Linked DNA regions of Homo sapiens: region 1 is linked to region 2. A link is an interaction called in ENCODE POLR2A ChIA-PET data of the cell type or tissue named here. Cell type or tissue: endothelial cell of umbilical vein. All regions are shown on one strand. Each heading gives the region's core, and the rest is flanking DNA. Links, peaks and the distances in the headings are about the cores only. Region 1 overlaps SMYD3 (SET and MYND domain containing 3). Region 2 overlaps SMYD3 (SET and MYND domain containing 3).

The links. ChIA-PET counts read pairs that join two places held together with the same protein. Peaks named below come from ENCODE experiments on the same cell type or tissue, not always from the same donor. Only the 100,000 strongest peaks of a DNase experiment are listed, where the experiment ranks them.
Region 1: POLR2A ChIA-PET joins it to region 2 with 10 read pairs; 2 of 35 experiments call an interaction of 5 or more read pairs at or near these places.

Annotation. Positions count from the first base shown.
Region 1 is chr1:246,210,469-246,218,815 of GRCh38, forward strand. The region is part of intron 5 of SMYD3 (SET and MYND domain containing 3); the gene reads right to left. Among named protein-coding and RNA genes, the nearest start is that of SMYD3-AS1, 110 kb to the left of the region's middle. In endothelial cell of umbilical vein, for the core only: no CTCF peak of the experiment used is centred there; a DNase peak (open chromatin) is centred at 4,673; H3K27ac peaks cover 452 bases.
Region 2 is chr1:246,307,241-246,315,587 of GRCh38, forward strand. All of the region lies in intron 5 of SMYD3 (SET and MYND domain containing 3), which reads right to left. Among named protein-coding and RNA genes, the nearest start is that of SMYD3-IT1, 11 kb to the right of the region's middle. RefSeq lists an enhancer at 1-808. In endothelial cell of umbilical vein, for the core only: no CTCF peak of the experiment used is centred there; no DNase peak of the experiment used is centred there.

The DNA.
Region 1 (8,347 bases), core at 300-8,299, 97 kb before region 2:
GGAGGCCGAGGTGGGTGGTTCACCTGAGGTCAGGAGTTCAAGACCAGCCTCACCAACATGGCGAAACCCCGTCTCTACTAAAAATGCAAAAATTAGCTGGGCGTGGTTGCGGGCACCTGTAATCTCAGCTACTCAGGAGGCTGAGGCAGGAGAATCACTTGAACCCGGGAAGCGGAGGTTGCAGTGAGCCGACATTGTGCCACTGCACTCCAGCCTGGGCAACAAGGGCGAAACTAAAAAAAAAAAAACAAAAACAAAAAAAACAGAATTGGCTCTACAAATCCATTCGCAGCTCTCCAAAAATCCCCAAGGTGCTCCAAATTTCTCACAGTCTATATATTTGACCGTACGATCTTAACTTCTCAGGTATTGATCAGAGAAAGTCGAGAGGAAGGAGGAAATGCAGGGCTTCAATTCTGATTTCGCAGAAACATGAGTGCTGCACTGCTTTCGGCCCCGCATGGTGTGCTGGCAGACACCACCACTGTCCCAGGCGCGTCTGCTGTGAAAGCCGTTGCTTAGCAACAGCAATCAATGCTGTATTTCCTCTTCACCATTTTCCTGAAGATTGAGACACTGCTCCAAGGTATCATTTTCAAATACCTTCTGTTTCACTGACCAAACATGTTTGTTAATTTTTCTATTATAGGAAAAAAAAATCATGAACCAAATTGGTCTAAGAATCCAGGAAAGAGGAGTGAGGGAAGGTCAGTATAACACCAGTGCTTTGGGATTTGTTTGATGAAGAAAAATTCTTTGACAGCTCATTGACTTTATTTGCTATACCGTTTCATTCTGCCATTTTAGCATTGATTTCTGCTACCTCATGGGATATGAAAGTCGTTAGCATGAATTATCATTCTAAATGCAGATCCACAAGGTACTGCCATAAAACACAAAAAGCAAATGATTTTCAGAGACTGGTTGAATACACATCTCACATCTCTGTTAAAGCTCTTGTCTTGGTCATGTTCTTATTAACCAATAACAACAAAATGTTAAAAAAAAATAAACATCTCTCCACTGATACCACAATATATAATTCTTTCAGATGGGCAATGTTTCTACTAAATTAATTGTACCTGTGATGAAAGCATATAGACAATACCAATATTTACCTTAGGAAAAAGGCAGAGAAAGTACACAAGAGGGAGACAAATAAAAGGGGGAAGAGGTAGTAATTTTTATCAATATGTCCTACCAATGAATAGATTCTTCATATAAAACCAAAAATGAGACTTGGGAACTTTACATGACATCTTCCAATAAAGAAACTTGATACTTGCTTGAAGTATATACGTGCAGATATGTTAGTAAGTGGTGGAATCCAACAAGGTGGATATTGTGTGATATTTATTTTTCATGTTTATTGAATATCTACTGTGTAAAAATTCTATGGGTAGCATAAAGATGAGTAAAATGTAATCCCTGTACAAGATTGTGGTAAAAAAAAAAAAAGTCACATAAATAAATACAGAAGAATACATATTACCTCAGATAATCACTCAAGTATTTAGTAACAACAAATATTCCACTTAAGGTGGATTATATCTACAACAGACAAAATGAGTAAATCGGAATCAAAAGCTTTTATTTTTTTAAAACACTCAATACTGGTAAGGATGTAGCGACATAAAAATGCATCATGTGCCAGAAAAGACACAGGGCTGGTAAACTAAATCAACTTTTTCAAAGATAGTTAGCAATATGCAACAAAACTTTTAAATATGCAAATTTAAAATGCTGACACAGTAATTGTATATCTAGTCAATTATTTCAAGGAAATAAAGATGCCAACAAAAGATATTTATTTCTGCTACATTTAAAATAATAAATACTAAAATGTTCAATATTAGAAGAATGATTAAATGCATAATGGTAATAATTATATGATAAATGAGTACCATTAGGGTATTCAAGAATATTTTATGAAAGGAAATAATTCCTATAATGTTAACAGGAAAAACATAAAAGCAGCCAATACATAAATGCATAGATAAAATAGTGGAACAAATGAAAATGCTAATGATTTTTGGTGATTTTTATTTTCCTCTCTTTATTTTTTCTATGCGTTTCTAGGTTTTTTGTATTGACTGTCTACTGCATATTTGGTCACCGAAAAATGTCCCAACAAATAAAATCTATCAGTCTCATTTGACTTCCTATTAACCGATCTGTTTTATTTCAACTTAGAACTTCAACCCTCACTGGTATCAAGTACTGCCAAGTTGAATGATAGTACTCTTAAGTTTCCCAAGCATTTTTAGACCAGCAGTTTTTCATTTCCATAAAGATCTAATAAATTTGGTTAATATTTTCCACAGAGAATAGCTGTAATGAAAGCATAAAATTTAAGTTAATCTAAACAACAAATATGTACCAAGCACAAGGCATACAAATGTAGACAGGACGTTCTTGGGTTATGAGAAATGGATTTCAGTAACTTGCTCTCCCTTCAGTGTCCTTCCAGAAGATATGGGGCCTTCAGGTACAGCATTTCTCTGGTGTCAGAATATATAGTCTGTCTACAAAAGGAGCTCTAGTATCATCCAGGGCAGGTGATGACACTGTCTACAACTGCTAACCCTCTACCATCAGATAAACTAAAGAGTGAAGGATGCAGAGAAATGAATAAAATTAAAAGAATTCTGTCAAGGGAAATTAGTATTCTTTCAACCTTCCTCAATCTCATATGATGTCGACACAGATACACAGGATATCACATGCTCTTTTTGTCAGTTACCTGTGACTATGGATGCTGACAAAAGCACTTTTCTAAACCCAAACACCAAGGGCCAGACTTTCCAATGCTTACACAGCAGCATGTATGTTAATACCTGCATTATCAAAGGAGGAAACTGAAGATTTGGAATGGTGAAGTACATTGGCTAGGGTCCAGCTCATCCGCAAGAAGACAAAACTCCAGTGAGTTTTGAGTCAGGTTATCTCCTAAGTCCGTGTTTCCACCATTATAGCACATATGATCTTTGAGAAAATGGATAGGAGAAAGGCACCCATTGCAAAGGAATAACATGAGCAAAACAGAGCAGCAGAAGTCAACAGAACATTCTCAGGCCCTGCACACCCAAGTTTGCTAGAACAAGGGCAGGGGAACACTCAGCTACCTGGTTTGTTCACCCAACCTGCCCTGTCTACTGCACTTCCACGCCAGGACAGTGGCCCTGTTCAAAGGTCAAAACCAGTCCCACTCTGATGCTCCCCTCCCTGGCTCCATTCTCACTTCAGCATGATGATCTTCTCATGGTCCCTGAGAATATCTTAGCATCTGTAATGGCCATCGGCCATTGAGTAAATCCCAGTTTTAAACTTGCCTATAAAGAACGAACTTAGTGTGCTTTTCTGCTGCTTTCTCTCATTGAACACAGTTCTTTCTCTTCCTTCAAGAAGAACCTTTCTGAAGCACCTTGAATTTCCTAGTTTATAATCTCTGTGAACTCCTGCTATCAAGAGCTCTGCAGAGCTAGCTTCCATAACCTGTCCTCTTTGGTGACTCTCTCGTAACACCAAAAGCTCCCTTCTAACACCAACAGGCAAAAGATGGTCATGGTTTAATATTTTAGGTACTGTTCCAGAATTAGCCAGACTGTGGTTCTTAATGTTTGCATCTGTTTGTTTACAGAAATGGTGGTATTGATCTAATGGAACACTGGAACTTGGTCTTTACAATGGCAAGTTGTGGATGATAAGGTTGAAAAAGACAAGAGAGGAGTCTAGAAATCCAGTCAGAGATTAGATTTCACATCCCAGGTCACAAAATGGTAGGGAGATAATACATTTGTGAAAGCTTTATTTGGTAAAAGAATGCAAGATAACCAAAGAGGAGACAAATGTCATAGCAATCCAGCTATGAGTTGTGTACTCTGTGCTGGAATGGTAAACCAAGCATGGCAAGATATCTCAAAGGAAAAATGAACAGAACTGTCAATTAACTGTATATGAGGTAAAACAAAGGAAAAAAGACAAAGAGATGAGTTTTGAAACCAATATGTTGAAGCTCATAGTATCAGCTCATTTATTTAAGTGAAATATATGAAGGAATTGTTTAAAATAAAAACCAAGGAATTTTTAAAATAGCATGCCAAAGTAAGTAAATACATAATAAGTATGCCTCCAAGAAGTAAGGCTAAGAGAGAAACCAATTTAGATCAGTGGCCTCTTTCAGGAAGAGAGAAGGTTCTGCCCTATCCAGCATTTTCTATAAGGACAAGAGAAAATATTTTTTCAGTCTTCCAAAGACAGCTACCGGAATATTTAGGAACAGTCCTAAAAATCAAGAAACAGAATCTTCTGAATATGGAGGAATGATCATTAAAACAAAGAGGAATGGAGAATAGCAAAGCCATTTTGCAGCTAAACTTGCTGAGCCCCAAAATTATCCACTCATGTTTATGTTAGCAGTACTATAAAACTTATATATATGCTCTATTATCAAATACATTTTTCCACTTTCTAGTAGGTAAAATTCATGGAAACACTTAATTTTCTTTATTTATGCAGATTTTTACCTCTCTAAAAAATGCTGCTGCTGAGCTTTCTATTTTTGTTCATTCCAGTTGAAATGCGATGATTCATCGGTCATCACCACAATGGCCACACGCATGTGGAAGAGAAGCTCATGATTCTAATCTGCACAGTTGCTGGCGGCTAGATATGCCTAAAGAGGATGTGAAACAGCAGCTTCACTTCCAATGGAGATCCGGACAGTAATAAAACAGTTTCGCAATCTCTTCACTAAATACATCTTTGTTTGCATGGTCTATGTATATTGTCATGGGGCAGGTGCAGGAAAATATAAAATATACATATTTAAAATCCTACTGAGCTGCTGTGAAGTCAGTGACAAAGAAAAACACACACACGCTGGGGCTTCATGCATGTAGTTAAATAAATAACTTTGAGATCATCAAAAAGAGTCAGCACACCCATATTTCTTACTTGGCGCTCATTACTGTTCAAAGACACCATTTTTTTTTAATGCTGAGCCATCTTAAAACTTTGTCAGGCAACATTAAATTCTTCAAGTCTTAAGCCCTAAAGAAAGTTACCAGTAATGGGCAGTAACATTAAGTTAGCTTTGCATTTAAGAAAAAATATTTATCCATCTGCCTTCTCCCACAGAGTACTTTGGATCACTCTCAGTGGCCATCGTTCTCTGTCCTGTCTTCATGCAGCTGGGCTGAGCAGCAGCATGCCACAGAAAGGGGCCAGCGGAACTCAACTGTCCAAAGAAATGTCCAAACTGCTTCTGTTACGTAAAGCCAATGTCACTTTCCTTTTTTAAAGGAAGCCCTGGGGTGTAATCCTGCCTGAGATGAGTCCACTGACACGACAAAAATCTAAAATGTGTAACTATTTGGAGGAAAGTCAGTGTGTATCTTCCACTTGAAAGGTATAATTCCTTAAAAGGGACATAAAAATATTTTTTCTATTGTATACTCTAACAGTCAATAACTCACAAGGAAACCGAATAGAGAGCGAAAGATGGAGCACTCTGGACTAATGTGAAAAACAAACTCAAGGCCGGGCACGGTGGCTCACACTTGTAATCCCAGCACTTTGGGAGGCCAACAGGGGCAGGTCATGAGGTCAGCAGTTCAAGACCAGCCTGGCCAACATGGTGAAACCCCGTCTCTACTAAAAATACAAAATTAGCCAAGCGTGATGGTGCACACCTGCAATCCCAGCTACTCAGGAGGCTGAGGCAGGAGAATCGCTTGAACCCGGGAGGCAGAGGTTGCAGTGAGCCGAGATAGCGCCATGGCACTCCTGCCTGGGCAGTAGAGTAAGACTCCATTTCAAAAAAAAAAAAAAACTCATAAGCAGACTTCAGGAAAATGCCAAACAATAAAATACATCTCCATATTGGACAATATGGTGACCCCAACAACCCAGATAGACGCACTGACAAATATCTTCTAAATGCATCAGTACATTGTTTGTACCCTCATTTGGGGAAAAATATGCAAAAAAGATACCTAGGAACAAGTGGGAAAATCTGATATGGATTAGGTATTACAGAAAATATTAGAGAATTGTTACTAATTGTCTAAGACGTGCTATGGCATTGTTATAAAAGAGAACGTCTTTGTTTTTAGAATGCTAACAATTGATGAATCTAGGTGCTAAATTTCTGGTTGTATTCCTTCACCTTTTCTGCATTATTGAAAATATAATAAAAAATGAAGAAAAATAAAGGCATAAAAGAAGTTGTATTTAAAAAGAGAACATTAAAATAAAATTCATGATTTAAGTGATAAGAAAGAAATATCCTTAGAGTATTACAGTCAAGTAAAGATACCAGGCCAGTAAGTAAACTCTGAAGCTAGCTTTCTCACTAGAAACATTTAGCTAACCTGAGGATCCTGAACTTTCCCCTTGACGGAGACGTGGGCACAAAGCACTGGAGGCTGTGTGTGGGCCTCATCCAGACTGGAAAGTCTAAAACCAAACTCCTGAACAGACCTAGGATTTTCCAAGGACTATATGCTGTGAGTTAGAATCACTGTAAATTACAAAAAATCTATTCCACACAAGGGAGAGCAAAGAAGTTCTCAATCTAGACCCTAAATACTGGACAGAGGGGGATAATTTTTTTCTAGACTCATAAGCAGAAGTTGGCATCTAACCAAGCTTGTAGCCTAAATTTATATTATCTTTGTGGGAGAAGAAACCTCAAGCCCAGAAATTAACCTGAGCAGGATCCAAGGTTGTTAATGCCTTAGTTATCCATCAAAACAAAAGGCAAATTCACTCAGGGTGAATACACCTTCAATCCAGGCCTCAAAGAATTTCTAAAGAGTGTGAACTTACAGCTTAAAAAACAAAATCACAAGCCAGGGTAACGTAGGGAGACCCTGTCTCTACGAAAAATTAACTGGGCGTGGTGATGTGTGCCTATGGTCCCAGCTACTTGGAAGGCTGGGATGGGAGGATCGCTCGAGCCCGGGAGGCAGAGGTTGCACTGAGCCGAGATTGTACAACTGCACTCCAGCCTGGGTAATAGACCAAGACCCTGTCTCAAAATATAAATAAACTAAAAATTCTCACAAAGAAAACAAAGAAACAAAGATCAGTGAACAAGACTCAGCAGAAGTATTATATTGCTGAATCAACTCACAAAGAGTTTCTAATTTGGTATTATCAGAATTTAAAGTAAATATGTTTAAGATGTTTAAAGGAATAAGAGATTGAAAATATGAGGAAGGATAAAGAAAATTTTTTAATGTCTAGCTAGGAAAAAAAATACCATCTAGAAATGATAAATATAATTGTAATTAAAGTGCTAATGTAAAAATTGGCAACAGTTTTTAAATCCCACAATGTCAAATGCTGGTGAAGATGGTTCAGTACGAATGAAGTCAACTTTCAGAAACAATTTGACATTATCTAGTGAAGTTGCAATAAGCATACTCATGGCCCAACAATTCCATTACAAGTTATATATCCAAGAAAAACTCCTGTACATGTTCAATGGAAGATAAATACATGAATGTTCATGGCAATGATATGTGTAACAGTTAAAAACAGAAAATAAATAAACTATGGTACATTCATAGAAAACAATACAGCGATAAAACTGAATGAGTTGCAGTTACATGACCATCACGAATAAATCTCAGAATACTAGGTCAAAAAAAGAAAGTAGACAAGAATACGTACACTCTGACATGAGTAAAGTTAAAAACATACCAAATTATAACACATAAAAAACTGATTTCAATACATACAAGAAAACCTGTTAAAAAAAAAGCCAGTGAAAGGAACATAAGATTCAAGATAGTGATTATTTCGTGGGGTGGAGAGGGAGATAAGAGAGAGAAGCAGTTGTGCAGCTTTAAAAGTAGTGGCAACAGGCCGGGCGCGGTGGCTCACGCCTGTAATCCCAGCACTTTGGGAGGCCGAGGCAGGCGGATCACGAGGTCAGGAGATCGAGACCATCCTGGCTAACACGGTGAAACCCCGTCTCTACTAAAAATACAAAAAATTAGCCAGGGGGTGGCGGGCGGCTGTAGTCCCAGCTACTCTGGAGGCTGAGGCAGGAGAATGGCCTGAACCCAGGAGACGGAGCTTGCAGTAAACCGAGATGGCGCCACTGCACTCCAGCCTGGGTGACAGAGCGAGACTCCGTCTCAAAAAAAAAAAAAAGTAGTGGCAACACTGTATTTCTTAAGACTGGCTGACTGCTATGCAAGTTGTTTGTTTACTGTTATTTGTACCTTATATTTAAGGTATTTTGTGTGTGTTCAATAAAAATTATTTAACAAAACAAAAAAGCAATAATACTCACGGGTATCTTAGCCAAAAGCCTGAAGCTATACTAGTTCTG
Region 2 (8,347 bases), core at 285-8,284:
ACCTGAGATCCCAAATCCTGAGTCACCTTAAGTGGCTCTTTCTCTTCATGTCTTTCTAAAAATCCTTCTCAGTTTATTCTGAAAAGCAGAAAACAAAAAGCAAAATAAACAAACAAAGGCCTACAGCCACGTTTCCCATTTGAAGAACCCTGCTCTCATAAATTAGGGGATTCTTTTTTTTTTTTTTTTTTTTTTTTGAGACGGAGTCTCGCTCTGTCGCCCAGGCTGGAGTGCAGTGGCGTGATCTCGGCTCACTGCAAGCTCCGCCTCCCGGGTTCACGCCATTCTCCTGCCTCAGCCTCCCGAGTAGCTGGGACTACAGGCGCCCGCCACCACGCCCGGCTAATTTTTTGTATTTTTAGTAGAGACGGGGTTTCACCGTTTTAGCCGGGATGGTCTCGATCTCCTGACCTCATGATCCGCCCGCCTCGGCCTCCCAAAGTGCTGGGACTACAGGCGTGAGCCACCGCGCCCGGCCAAATTAGGGGATTCTTATCAGGAAGAGAAAGCAGCACGAGGAGGGCTCACAAAGGGAAGTGAGGCTCACTAGAACAGCCCCAGGCATAAATTGCAGGGGAAACCTGAAATCAACTGCTCCTAACCCAAAACAGGCACGTCCGTCAAGCATGAACCAGCAGCAAGAAGCTCCTTGGCATCCAGTCACAAGGATCTAATCTCAACTCCAGGTACCTCGGTAGCCTATTTGCAATGGTGACTGTTAAATTCTAGGAAGTCAGCACTGACTCTTCCACCTACAGTATCTTCCATTAAAGGCCAAATCAAATGATCTCCCCACTCCAAATCTCCATCTTAGGTCTCCGCATCACCATTATCGCAGTCTGCTGGAGAATACTGTGAGCACCTCCATGTACTGAACGTGGAAAGCAAGATTTACAAAAAGAAGGCAGCACAGTTTTGCTTTCAACGAATCTTCAATATAACTATATTTATTTATATATTTCTTTCATTTATCCTACCAGACAGGGCGGAAATGAAGTCTTAATTATCCTTATTTCTCCACATGGTGCTGTGAATAGAGTCAGTACAAATTTGTTGAACTGAAATTTATTAAACTGGTTCTTTCTGACCTAAAAGAGCCAAGTAAGAATCCCACTGCTTTGTTTTGGCCCTATTTGTCCACTTTTTCAATATGCCATAGAAATAAAAGGATGACAAGTCAAACCAATTTTCCCCCACTTCTTTACTGCAAACAAATAATACTAAATATTATAATAATATAATACTAAATATCACAGTGATATAGAGAATGAGGGAGAGAGTTTCGTCCCAGAAGAAGGCCCTCCTAGCCGACTACAACAGCAATCTCTAGAAAAACCCCCTACCAAACTGACAAATTCAAAACAGCAATACCATATGATACTTAAGAGGAAGAATGGTTCACATTTACAATTTATGATAGCACAAAGGCACTCCAGAATTTTATGTTCAGTGTACTGAATAGAAAGCAGCTGTTAGGCAAAGCATGATTAAATGACTTCAATATGGGAGAATTAATCACATTTTCTTATACTCGGGATTCTGCTGTCACTCAAAAATAAAGATGGAAAGGACTGTAAGGTCAGTATTTTTAAAAACAACATCAAAATGGGCACCTAAACTAGTATCCATCTAAAAAATGTAAAATGACTCACAGGCCTAAGATAGTAAGATTTTATTATCCATCTAAAAAATGTAAAATTACTTATGTGCCTAAGATAGTAAGATTTTATTATCCATCTAAAAAATGAAAATTACTTATGTGCCTAAGATACTAAGATTTTAAAAGCTTATTTGCACTAAAAGTTTTTAAGAAGCATCCGTTCTGTATTAATATAATTAGTAGAACATCAAAGGTGCCTCCAAAACCAATATGTATTTTTTAATTGTGAAAAAAAGTTTAATACTAGCAATACTAAAAAAAAGTTAAAAAAAGCTTAATTGTTAAAAAAAAGTTTAATTCTCATTTAATTTTCATTTCACAGACTAGGCTACAATTCTAGCAAAACAATGCATTTATCAAAATACATGATCACATTATGCCATGGATGGGAAAACAGAAATATAAAATACATGCAGACAAGAAAATAAAAGCAGGCACTTGGATTATCATACTCCTCCAGCCAGACGAAGGTATAGTGAACTAGAGAGTTCACCACAAACAGGAATAGAATAACCAAAAACTCCAATACATCAAACATGTCAGAACTGAATGGCTGCCTGAAAATGAATGCCCCTGAAAACACTATCCTTACTTCCTCTGTTTACCAGGTAGAAAGTTTGAGGATTCTATTTTGTTTCTCATACTCTGTGTCTACTGTGGTCAATCAAAAAAATCTACTGAAGTTACCGGGCTTTGAAATTACATTCAGAAAAAAGCAAGCTGGACTGTGGGATAGGTATTTATCAATGAAATGCTCCCAAGGACACTAATGAGGTTTTAGAAAAGAGGAAGCCACTTGCTGAGACATTGCCTTCACGGCCAAGAGTCTTTACTAGCCAATTCCATAGCACTCTTCCTATGAATTATAATTTAGAAAGGCAGATCCCACCCAATTCTAGAAATATAAGTTCAAATAGGCCCTAAGAATCTGGTGAACTCCATTTAAAAAATGATTTGTCTCTGCAAAAGAAAAAAGAAAAAGATTTAACTGACTGCAAATGAGCTTTACTTTATGGAATACCAGACACTACATGAGGAAATCTAGGTTTTTAAGACAGAGCAATGAGCTTGCCAAAATAAATCTTCTTCCACAAAAAGGTTCATAATAGAACCCTGTTAAACTCTAAATTTTCCTAGTTAATATAACCTGGTATATTATTTATAAACATTATAAGCAATGTTTTCAGGAAAAAAATTTGCTGTACAATACAGCACTGAATTCTATGTTTATCATTTTGCTATAAAGATAATTAGAAGTAATTAGTAACTTGGCAGCTCCAATGAACAAGACCTGCTTTTTTCAGAAACCATTAATCCTTTGATTCTTCATAGAGGACAAGAGAAATCGGAGGCAAGTCTACCTGAAAAGAGAGAATGACACGAATAGACTGGAAGAAAAGAGCTCCAAAATGTCTGGAGGTGAGACACTGACATTCATTTTCAGCAGCCATTCAATCCTGATGGACTGGAGCTTTTAGCTCTTCCCATTAGTGATGAAATGGCCAGCTTAAGATACTAGCACCTAACTGGAGGAGCAAAATAATGGAAGTTGCTGCCCTTTCTCTTACCCACTTATATTTTACACTTCTGCTTTCCCATTCCTGTCCTAATGGACATGTCTAAGAGAGTTGTGAAAGGTTTCCTAGAAAAGGCACCATGTTTAAACGAAATTTGCCAGGCAGAGCTGAAGAAACTGTACGAGCAAAGCTTGGAAGAAGAAAAGGAATCCTGAGTTTTAGGGGAAAGGACAAAGAGTAAGGCTTTTTTTTTTTTTTTTTTTTTTTTCTGAGAGGGAGTCTACCTCTGTCACCCAGGCTGGAGTGCAGTGGCGCGATCTTGGCTCACTGCAACCTCTGCCTCCCAAGTTCAAGCAATTCTCCTGTCTCAGTCTCCCGAGTAGCTGGGTCTACAGGCATGTGCCACCACGCCTGGCTGACTTTTGTATTTTTAGTAGAGACGGGGTTTCACCATGTTGGCCAGGCTGGTCTCGAACTCCTGACCTCGTGATCCACCCACCTCGGCCTCCCAAAGTGCTGGGATTACAGGCGTGACCCACCACACCTGGCCTAACAGTAAGGCTTTAAAGAGCCTACTCAACTAATACTGAAGACTGTTAGTAAATATGTGACCTATGGAATGATCACACTCTATAGAATGATCACACTGACTGAGAGCTCTATATTATTTTGTAATTGAAAACATGAGTTGTTTTCAAAAGAACTTTTAAATACCAAGATGATGCAAGTTTAAACCTTCCTTGTCATGGAGAAAATGCCCTTCCACTCCAATAAACTAAAAGATAATTTTTAACTATACAGAACATAATGTCTTGTTTCCACAAAATGCTAAATACTTTGCAAGATTCTCCTTGCTGACTCTGAGGTGGCAGAAAGTGACAAATATCATCCAAATCTTACTGATACAAGGAAAATATTTTCAGCACAAAAAAAATCTTTGTAGCATCATCATTGCTCTAAAGAAAAGCTAGAAGCCTGCCATAATGATTAGCAAACTCATATAGATATCTCCAGGAAAGGATTTACAAAATGTCATCACATCCTTGTAATCATCTAATTATCAAACTCAGCAGTGTTGACAAAGCACAAGCCCACTCAGCTACTGCTAATGATTATTATTCAAAGCTACATTTCTACCAAATCAGAATAACTTACAGGTAGAAGCTCATTAGCCTTAGGAACCACCCTCCTTGAACACTCACACGCACACGCACACGCGTGACACGCATACACACACGCGCACGCGCGCACACACACGCACACACACCCCAGCCATAACTAGGCCTTGCTGAATTGTCATTTGCTTTCATGACCCTCCTTCGTGTATATGAGCAGCTTTACGAATTGGTTCAAAAATACCCAGCCTTTCAAAAATAATTCCCTATCTAGAAAAATACCCTACAGACATCTATATCTAGAGAAATACCCTATGGACATTAGTTTGCTAATGTCATAGCAACAGTGCGGCAGGCATCGTCAAGCTTTGGTGGCTTGAAGAAACACACTGGCAATGCAACAATGGGAAGGAGCTAAAACGTAATGTAAGTGACAATGCAACGTGAAGGAATGGAGGCATAAAGGCAATGCAACAATGGGAAGGACTGAAAGCATAATGCAAGCCATGGAGGAAAAGCATACACTCACTGAATCTCCGCAATCTACTTGTCACTACACCAGGTGCTAGGAAAATGGTTACGACCCTCAAGCTGCTTGCAGTCTATGCAAGCAGTCAGCCAGCTCCAGGAACGTGGCATGAGATGAAGCTTGCAGGGTCCTCAAATGCCATACTTAAAAGCCTTGATTTCATACAAAGGCAGTAGGGAATCAACAGACATCTTTTTGCAAGAGATTAAATGATCAAATCTGGGTTTTTTTTCAATTATCTCTAATGGCAAAATATAAAAATGAATTGAGACTCAGGGAAACAGTGAGAGGCAAGGATATGAGTTAGAGGCCATTTAGGTGAGATCGGAAGGATTTTAATAATAACTGGGACAGTGACAAAACAATATAAAAATAAAACAATAGAGTCAAGAGATCTTTAAAAGCAGCATAAGCAGGGCATACAGAAGTTTGGGGGAAGAATCAGAGGTATTCCTGATATTCCTGGCACGGCTGGCTCAGGAGATTGCAACGTCAAGAGAGAAGACAGCAAAGGTGGAGAAGCAGTATGCTGTGCGGAAGAAAAGGCAGAGTTTAGGCACTGCACACGACGAATCTGAAGTAAAACCAGGTCACATAGATGAAGATTTTTGTTGGTATATAGAAAATATGGGATGAGCTCAGAAACACAGGCAGGCAAGTAAAGCCATGGCAGCACCATATTGTCATTCAACAGGTAACCAGAGACAAATCAGCAAATAACTTTTAAAACAAACTGGTGAGACAGGCAGAAGGACAATGATGAGCAGGTTAAAAGACTTCCGAAGGTTAAACACTATCACACCTCAAATCTGCATACCTTGAGATTTAAGTGGGTATTGTTGGTTTTGGTTTGTTTGTTTTTCGTTTTTTTGAGACCGAGTCTCGCTCTATTACCCAGGCTGCAATGCAGTGGCACGTTCTCGGCTCACTGCAACCTCTACCTCCCAGGCTCGAGCGATCCTCCCACCTCAGCCTCCCAAGTAGCTGGGACCACAGGCATGAGCCACCACAATTTTTGTATTTTTTGTAGAGATGGGTTTTGTCATGTTGCCCAGGCTGGTCTCCAACTCCTGAGCTCAAGCGATCTGCCCACCTCGGCCTCCCAAAGGACTGGGATTACATGTGTGAGCCACTGCACCTGGGCAAAGTGGGTATTGTTCCATAAAATCTTGGCCAAATGGGAAACAAGAAAACCCACAGTATAGTCACTTCTTATTACAGAAGACTTTTGAGGCCCCCAAACAATATACCTTACCAACTTCTGCTCTAACCTGAAAGACCCACAGCCACTGAATGATTGTGAAGGAGGAAAAACAGACCCTAGGACACCAACCAGCAAGTCACACACGCCTCTGCAGATGCTGTATTGGCTGAAGAAAATGCTGCCACCCATCGGGGAAGGAAAGGAAATTCTATTAAGGATATTTTTAATTCTGATCCTAATTCAGGTGATCCTAATTAAACAGCTCTGCATAAACAGTGTCTTGATAAATTTTTCCTATAAGCATCAAAACGAAAACCAAATGTCAATCAAAACTTGAAATAGCGCCCATGACTGCCAAGTCTGGTCACATGTAGCTCTAATGCTTTTCTTTTACTTGACAAGTATTTATTCAAAAACAACATTTTAAAATTATTTGCCTATGTCATTAATATCAAGTATAAATGTTAAGGTCAAATAAATATCACTAAAAGAAAAAGAGGTGTTAATAAGGCCAAAGAGTATTTTCTTATACACTGCATATATAGTTTATAGCATAGAAAATGTTTAAATCTATAAATGCATGTATCTATAGAATCATAGGGAAAAGCACACCCAATAATGGCTTGAAAATGATAAAGACTCAATCTGGAGGGCTCCTGAATAATTAATGTTTTAATATGCAGTACTAAAAGATTGTAGAATGCAGATTTCAAAAGGTACCTTAACTCCATGCAAATTCCATGTCAATTATCTTTATTTTCACATACAGTTGTGGCAACATCAGCACAGAATCATTTGACATGAATAATCCACCCTCCTCCCACTCAAACTACCAGCATTTATTTAGATTTGAATATATGAAGGACAGAGGTATGTAAGGCATGATGTACCACCTGGATAAAAATAGCAGAAATCCTGATTAAATAATTTACAGTTTTGCCTAGAGCAATACTTTAGTATTAGAGAATATTATCAAATATTCTTATTTCCATCATTCTGGATTTTGCTAAGGCTTATAATGGTCCATAATTAGGGCTCTAACAGAGAACTAATATAACACAGAATGCAGTATGGTGGAATGCAGAAAATAAGAACTCTGGAATGAAGAAAGCCATGTTAAAGCTCTGTCTCTTTTACTTAAATATAGTGTGACCTTACGCACTTTCTCATCTACAAAGGCACGATACCCATAACTCAGAGGGCTACTATAGAAGATAATGTGAAAGTACACATTAAAGTACTTGGTAGAATAAAAAATTAAAACAAAGGAGTGCGGCACTAGGAAACTTGTGATCAATCCGCCAATTGTCCCTTGATCTGTTGATGTAAGACAGGTACCAGTGTCTAATACTCATTTGCTTCCTGGAAAGTATGGGCCAAAAAATGGGAAATACAAGACAAATCCACATACTCAAATATGTAATACAGCAGTTCTGTTTATAACTGAGTTATCTGAAGGGAAGGCAGACAGCTGGTTTGGGAAGCCAAAATCATTTAAACACGGACATACAGAATCTCTGAATTGAAACTCATCATTAGACAAGCTAATCTAGTTTCAAATGTCGAACGATACTATTCTGTAACTTATTTTTAATTTTCTGCCTTTACACAGATAGGCTTCAATATAAGAAACAGATATTGCTGAAAGGTTGTCTGTAATTTAACTTCTGTTTGCTGTATCACATTTTCACTTCAACTTAGCAGCTAAGTTCTTGAGCACTTGGGCATCAACTAACAGAAAGGGCATTAGACAGAACTCAGAAGACTTCAGTTCTAGCTTTCTTCCTGTCACTGGGTGACTACTTCCCCCTCTCTAAGCCACAACTGATGTATTCTGGAGAAAGGGAGAGGAGAAAAAATGGGAAGGCTATGGTATCAGAGAGTTTCTGTGATCTCTTCAGCCCTAAAGTTGTATAATTTTATTTTGCTTAAGGAAGAAAATGGGGACACATGACCTATTTTCATGAAATTTATAGTCTAAGTGGGAACCTAAGAAAAAAGGACAGACAACTTAGAAAGTAGGGGATAGTCACAGTTGTCAAATGCTTGGCATAGAAAATAACAGTGACTACTGATTTTACAAAAGGGAAAGCTCAATCCTAACCAAGTAGATTTCACCAAAGATCTGAGTAGAAACCTTAAGAATAAGCAGGACCTCAATAGAGAGGGCGAGGGAAGATAAACTACACCCTTCCATGATGCACCAGAAATATCACAAACTCACAAATTCAAAGAGCAGTTTACATATCATCTAGGCCTACCTTATAGAGACAACCCATCCTGACACGTAATTCTAATCCTCAGTGAAACTCTTCCAGGAAG